Regions from separate parts of the Mus musculus genome. Here region 2 is linked to region 1. A link is a contact called in ENCODE POLR2A ChIA-PET data. All regions are on one chromosome and are shown on one strand. Each heading gives the region's core, a stretch centred on a gene start or an enhancer-like site at or near the end of the contact. The rest is flanking DNA. Distances are from core to core; before and after follow the strand shown.

Region 1 (2,843 bases), core at 244-2,743:
CTATGAAAGCCTCTCTCTTTGGCCATCCTTACCGTGATACATAACCAGTGTCCCATGATACATTTTTTATCAAAGACAACAGCTAGCAGACAACAGTGGAAAGGACCTCACTATGTTCATATAATGGCCGCCTTTCTTGCTCTGCCTGCCACACGAGATGTGGCGGACAAGGTAAAGGTGGCACGTCTATAAACCCAGCACTAGGGAAGCAGAAGCAGGTGTATCTCTGAATTTCAGGACAGCCAGTGCTATACAGTGAGACCCTGCCTCATAATAAAAAAAGGATGGGAAGAAAGCTCAAAAGAACACCGTCTAGGGCAGACATTAAAGAAATGATCTTTGAGGATCTATCTCCCTCCCCGACCTTAGGGCATTTTGACATTATGATCGTGTTTGTTAATTTCATTCGGGTGAACTCTTTACAACCCTTGGATTGCATTCAGGCGAAGGCAAGGTCCAAATGTACTAAGAACCCAACACATCACCCATGCTACCCCCACTTTACCTCTTCTTGGAGCGGTCTTTCCACACACGCCCGGATTTGGGCTTCCCTTTCGGAATTACAGGAAGCTCCTCCTTCTCTTTCAATTTCTTGGACGCTGGGGCCTGGGGAGAGGCTATAACTCGCTTCTTTAGGTTGAGACTTTCTGTTACTGTCTCTCCCGCCGGAGGCAGCTTGCCTGGCTCCAACTGGCGCTCTGGGGAGCTAGGTGCCTGGACCGTCAGCTCCTGTGCTGGCTGAGAGGGCTCGGGACCCGGTGCTTGCTGGCCCGGGCAAGGCTCGGGGGATCCTGGGATCACCTCCTCTTTAGCGTGGGCCGCCTCAGAGTCCAGTTCTCCCTGTGGGGGAGGTAATTTGGATGGCTGCTCTCGTTGCGGGGATTCCGGGCTCGACTCTGTCTGTCCTGCAGGTGACTCCAGGCCCAGATCTTGATGAGGTTGAAGGGACCCGGGGTGAGGCTCTGGCTGCCTTTGTGGGGACCCATCGTCTGCATCCTGTCTAGGACCGGGTGATCCGGGGCTCGCCTCTGGCTGAGGTCCGGGAGACGGAAGGCTCAGTGGTGGACAGGGCGATCCGGGGCTCGTCTCTGGCTGAGGTCCGGGAGACGGAAGGCTCAGTGGTGGACAGGGCGATCCGGGGCTCGTCTCCGGCTGAGGTCCGGGAGACGGAAGGCTCAGTGGTGGACAGGGCGATCCGGGGCTCGTCTCCGGCTGAGGTCCGGGAGACGGAAGGCTCAGTGGTGGACAGGGCGATCCGGGGCTCGTCTCCGGCTGAGGTCCGGGAGACGGAAGGCTCAGTGGTGGAACTCTCGTAGACTTGAGCTCTCCTGTTTCTTCTGAGTTCGACTTGAAATCTACAAGAGCCCGTTTCGCCCGAGAGACTTCGGGGACAGGAAGGTTTTCTGGAGACAGAGGTTTTAGGCCTTCCAGCCGCCGGCTGCGCCTCAGCGGCGTATCCATGGCTCACGTGTAGCCTCTGTAGCCTTCGGAACTGTCGGCGCCTTCATATGACGTCAGACTCGTCCATTTCCGTACCGGGCAGGAAGCGCACTTGCGGTAGAGAGACCCGTGGGTAGGCGGAGCCGGGGATGAAGTCGGTCCCGGGAGGCTGGGCTTAGTAGACGCATGCGTGTTGTGCATGAGCTCAGTTACAGAGTTTAGTTGCTTGGTTTCTGCGATGCGTTTTTTGCAAACTGCGAGTTCTTGCAAGGGGATGGGGTGGGGGTATATTATACATACACACACACACACACACACACACACACACACACACACACACACACACATATAAAAATAATTTTTTTTTTCTTGAGAGAAGAGGTTGGAAAAAGGCGGAGGGAGTTTGTAGGCAGAGCCGAATCAGCGCGCTAACTTGTTCTGGAACTGCTGGGCCCGCAAACATCGCCTTTTCTTTTATCTTTTGTAGCACAGTAGCTTTGCGCTGTGTAACAAAGGGGAAGGTCCTGGTGGTCTTCCTGAGTGGGAAATCTTCAGTTTTTGAGTTGTCTCAAACGTTCCCATTCTTTTCACTTCCTCTTCTCTACTAGTGGGCCCAAGTATGCAATAGGTGGTTCTCATCTTTGAACAGTTTCAGTTAATCAGCAAAGTGTCAGGTCTGTGGCCCAGAAAACCTTGACTGCTTGTTGTCAATGTTGGGGGTTCACAACCTGTGCCCGAAGTCAGGTCTAGCTACCTTATCCTCAATAAGCCAATTGAAAGAGACACATTAAAAACTGGAAATCTTTAGAAAAAGGAGATTTATTCAATGTAGTCATACTAGAAAGAGGGGCAAAGAGATTCTGTGAATCACCCAAATTTGACCTCAGGGTTCTAAATTTAGATAAAAAATTTAGATAGAGGGCCAAGGATAAATACATCTGAGTAGTCCTTACCAAGGTATGACTCTGCCCACCATTGGCCCATTATTATCTGGGTTTTAGTCTCATCCTGTAAGGTGGTCTGACAAGCTTTTAGAACTCTGAAATCTTTTTCCAGGAGACAAGTTTCCCCTCTGGCTGGTACCTTTTTCTTCTCCCAGCATGAGAATTCTGGGGAAATTTTCATTTCTTTGGAGTCCTCTGTCTGATTGATTGGCTGATAGGCTAAGAGATGCAGTGTCGAAAGCCTTTAATCCCAGCACTTGGGAGGCAGAGGCAGGCAGATTTCTGAGATCGAGGCCAGCCTGGTCTACAGAGTGAGTTCCAGGACAGCCAGGGCTACACAGAGAAACCCTGTCTCGAAAAACAAAACAAAACAAAACAAAACAAAACAAAACAAAACAATTAAAACCTTCATCTCTGCCGGGATGGTTACTTGCTGATCCAGGAGGAGGCAGGGAAGAT
Region 2 (2,843 bases), core at 235-2,734, 340 kb before region 1:
TCCAGAGTGGGGTTCCCCATGGTCGTCCCTCTATTGTGGCTCCCACAGGACTCACCATGGTGGGAAAGTTCTGAAACAAGCTGAGCTCACACTTCTGCTCTGAGATGCCGCCGGGTGGACGGTCCTGACTGCTACCAGGTCTGAAGTAGAGACAGCAGCACCTGCAGGAGTGGAAAGGACTTGAGTTGCTGAAGGTATGGGCAGCCGATTGGCAATGTCATGCCTCCCGTGCCTGTGCCTTAAGAATTAGGGAGCTGCCTCAGACTTTGATCCAAGTCCAAACTCTAGTTCGTGGGCTAGGAATGGAGAGGAGCGTGGGGACTGACCAAAGTTCACACCCCCACTTAGCCAGAAGGCAGTGTTTGGAATCATGTCCAGCTTAAAGCTGGGAAGGAGAAAATGTACAAAGACCTTTACCTTTCTGGCTGGCCACACTAGTAGTGAGTCAGCTCTGTGATCCTATTTTACTTCTGGAACACAGACTGAAAGCTCTAGTGAGTTGTCTAAGATTGTGTTGCTGAGAGTTAGGACTTGAGCCCATGTCTAGTCTTGCTACAAAGCCTAATGTTTCCCCTTAGTCAACCAGTTTCCCAGAGTCAAGTCGAGTGCCAGCTGGGGAGGTACAAATCATCTTCAGTTCCACCTGGTTCAAACCTAGCTACACTGATCTCTGCCTCATTTGTAAAATAGGGAGTTAGCTCTCCTCCTCCGGCATTCTGGAGATGCTTCAGGACTAGGCTTCTGCTGCTCCTCCTTTGGGGTTGGGGACATGGAGGCTGTCTGATGAAGCCTGGGACCTGCATCTGCGGGGCTGATTGCACTAGTCACCTGGGTGTTTAGGCTCTTCCTGTGAAATTCCTGCGTTGTATTTGAGCTTAGAATTTGTATCGCAGTAGAGGCACTAATAGTGCTATCAAGTAATTTAGTGGAGAGTCCTTTCGTTTCTGGAGAAATTAAAAGAGGTGAGCAAACACACCCCCAGGTGATGTGTGAGGCTGGGATGATTGTTCTAAAGTCAGTTGAGGGCATTCGAGGGATCAGGAGGAGCTCGAAGAATTAAGCAAAGGAAAGCACGATTCTACTCTGGGATGTGCACAGATGGTCACCTCTTATCCCCAGTCTAGTCCTCCGCAGCCCTTCCTGTTTTAAAAGAGGGAAAACCCCGAGGACGCCTGGAGCTATGGAGGAAGGAAGGAGGCAGAATCTGAGGAAGGGGCGCGGATCTGGGCTGGGAAGCCAGCAGGCGGCCACTTAGGGCGTAGCAGACCAAAGAGGAGGCCAGTTCTGCCTGCGTACCGGTACTCTCGCTCTCATCCGGGTACTGCGACCTCTGGCGGTTAGGAGAAGGCGGGACCTCAGGGGGCGGGGCCTCGCTTGGTTGGCCGCCTCGGGCTCCGTAAGTCCTCCAAGAGGCCAGGTGAGGCCGTCCCGTGATCCTCTGCGCCTGGCCTCTCTGGCCTGCAACGTGTCTCAGGGGCGGAGGCAGCAGCCACGGAGTTGGCTGCGTGAGGGTGGGGGTTCTCAGTCTCTTCGCTCGCGCCCGTCTCTCTATCGTCGCTCTAGGCGCCCCACGGGCCAACCCAAGGCCTCAATATGTCGTACAACTACGTCGTAACGGCGCAGAAGCCTACTGCAGTGAACGGCTGTGTGACCGGTGAGATTGCCCCGGCCGGAGACCCGGGCAAGGGAGGGATCCCAGGCCTAGGGAGGCCAGCGGCCCCAGGGGCGGCGGGAGCAAAAACTTGGGCTCCGGGAATGGAAGGCGCTGGCAGTCGCGGAACGTCCCCCTTAGCTCGCGATCTCAAAGGAGCTGTTCCCACCACGCGCCTTTTGGGCAGCGGAAGCAGCTATTCTGGGTCCTTTTTTGCTCATAGGAGGTCACTTGTTATTGAGGATTGGTCCAGGCCTGATGGGACGGAGAGCGAAGTGTGAGTTGTGTGCGTGGTTGATTGAGTCTTCAAACTTGCCCCATGTGGTCAGGGGAAAGGGGAGATGATAATGGGGCAAGTTTTGAGTTCATAATTTTCCGGTGGATGTCCAGGAGGTTGAGGAATTTGAGCAATGTCTGCACCCCCCCCCCCCCGGCCCTCTCCAGACCCACCCTTTTGCCTGGGGCTGTTGTTTACTCCAGGGCGCTGCTGGAGAACAAGGTTTGGTTGGCCCGTCAGTGTGCGAGCTTTGCCTTGTTTGTGTGCGTGGCTCTTTATCGGCAGTTACATCCCAAACCAAAGAACATTCATCTTGAACTCATATTTTCAGCTACTTAAATTCGTGTATTTACGTAAATGCTAATCATTTCAGAACAAAAGTTTCTTGTTCAGAGAGAGCTACAGAGGGCTGGGTGGTGTTGGTAGATTGCTTGGGAGATAAAAGGACAACACTGAAGGCTCTGGGAAATTTTCTTCGCTTTATCTTTCTGGATGGGAACTCAAGGAAACACAGGCTTTCTCCATTAGCGTCAATTACAGTCTGCTGTTGTAATTTAGAAAGGAAAACCCAACAACCATCCGAAGAATTTTCGTGGTCATAGTTTGTTGAAGGCCAGGCTGTTGTTGCCCAGTCGACAGTACATTTTTAAAAGTCTGATTAAGACTATAGCTTTGTTGAGTGTGTGAAGCAAGACATTGAGGTGCTTCATTTGGTGAGGAGGCGAGGTCCTTAGGTAGATTTATTTAGAGGTACCTGAAAGGCCTATCCTCCAGCTTCCAAAGTTAGAGGCTCTCTTCTTTCAGGACACTTTACTTCAGCGGAAGATCTGAACCTGTTGATTGCTAAAAACACAAGATTAGAGATCTATGTGGTCACTGCGGAGGGTCTTCGGCCAGTCAAAGAGGTGGGAATGT

What was found. ChIA-PET counts read pairs that join two places held with the same protein, here RNA polymerase II (POLR2A).
Region 2: POLR2A ChIA-PET joins it to region 1 with 10 read pairs in embryonic stem cell. The contact joins the promoter of Ddb1 here to the promoter of Ccdc86 in region 1. POLR2A ChIA-PET finds 5 or more read pairs at or near these places in 2 of 5 experiments (Patski and embryonic stem cell).

What each region holds. Positions count from the first base shown.
Region 1 is chr19:10,947,773-10,950,615 of GRCm38, forward strand. It overlaps Ccdc86 (coiled-coil domain containing 86), which reads right to left and starts at 1,494. Exons shown (of 4, transcript NM_023731.3): 1 at 506-1,494. The coding sequence starts at 1,461.
Region 2 is chr19:10,604,113-10,606,955 of GRCm38, forward strand. It overlaps Ddb1 (damage specific DNA binding protein 1), which reads left to right and starts at 1,485. Exons shown (of 27, transcript NM_015735.2): 1 at 1,485-1,654; 2 at 2,733-2,843. The coding sequence starts at 1,594. It overlaps Tkfc (triokinase, FMN cyclase), which reads right to left and starts at 146. Exons shown (of 17, transcript NM_145496.1): 1 at 56-146. The coding sequence starts at 58.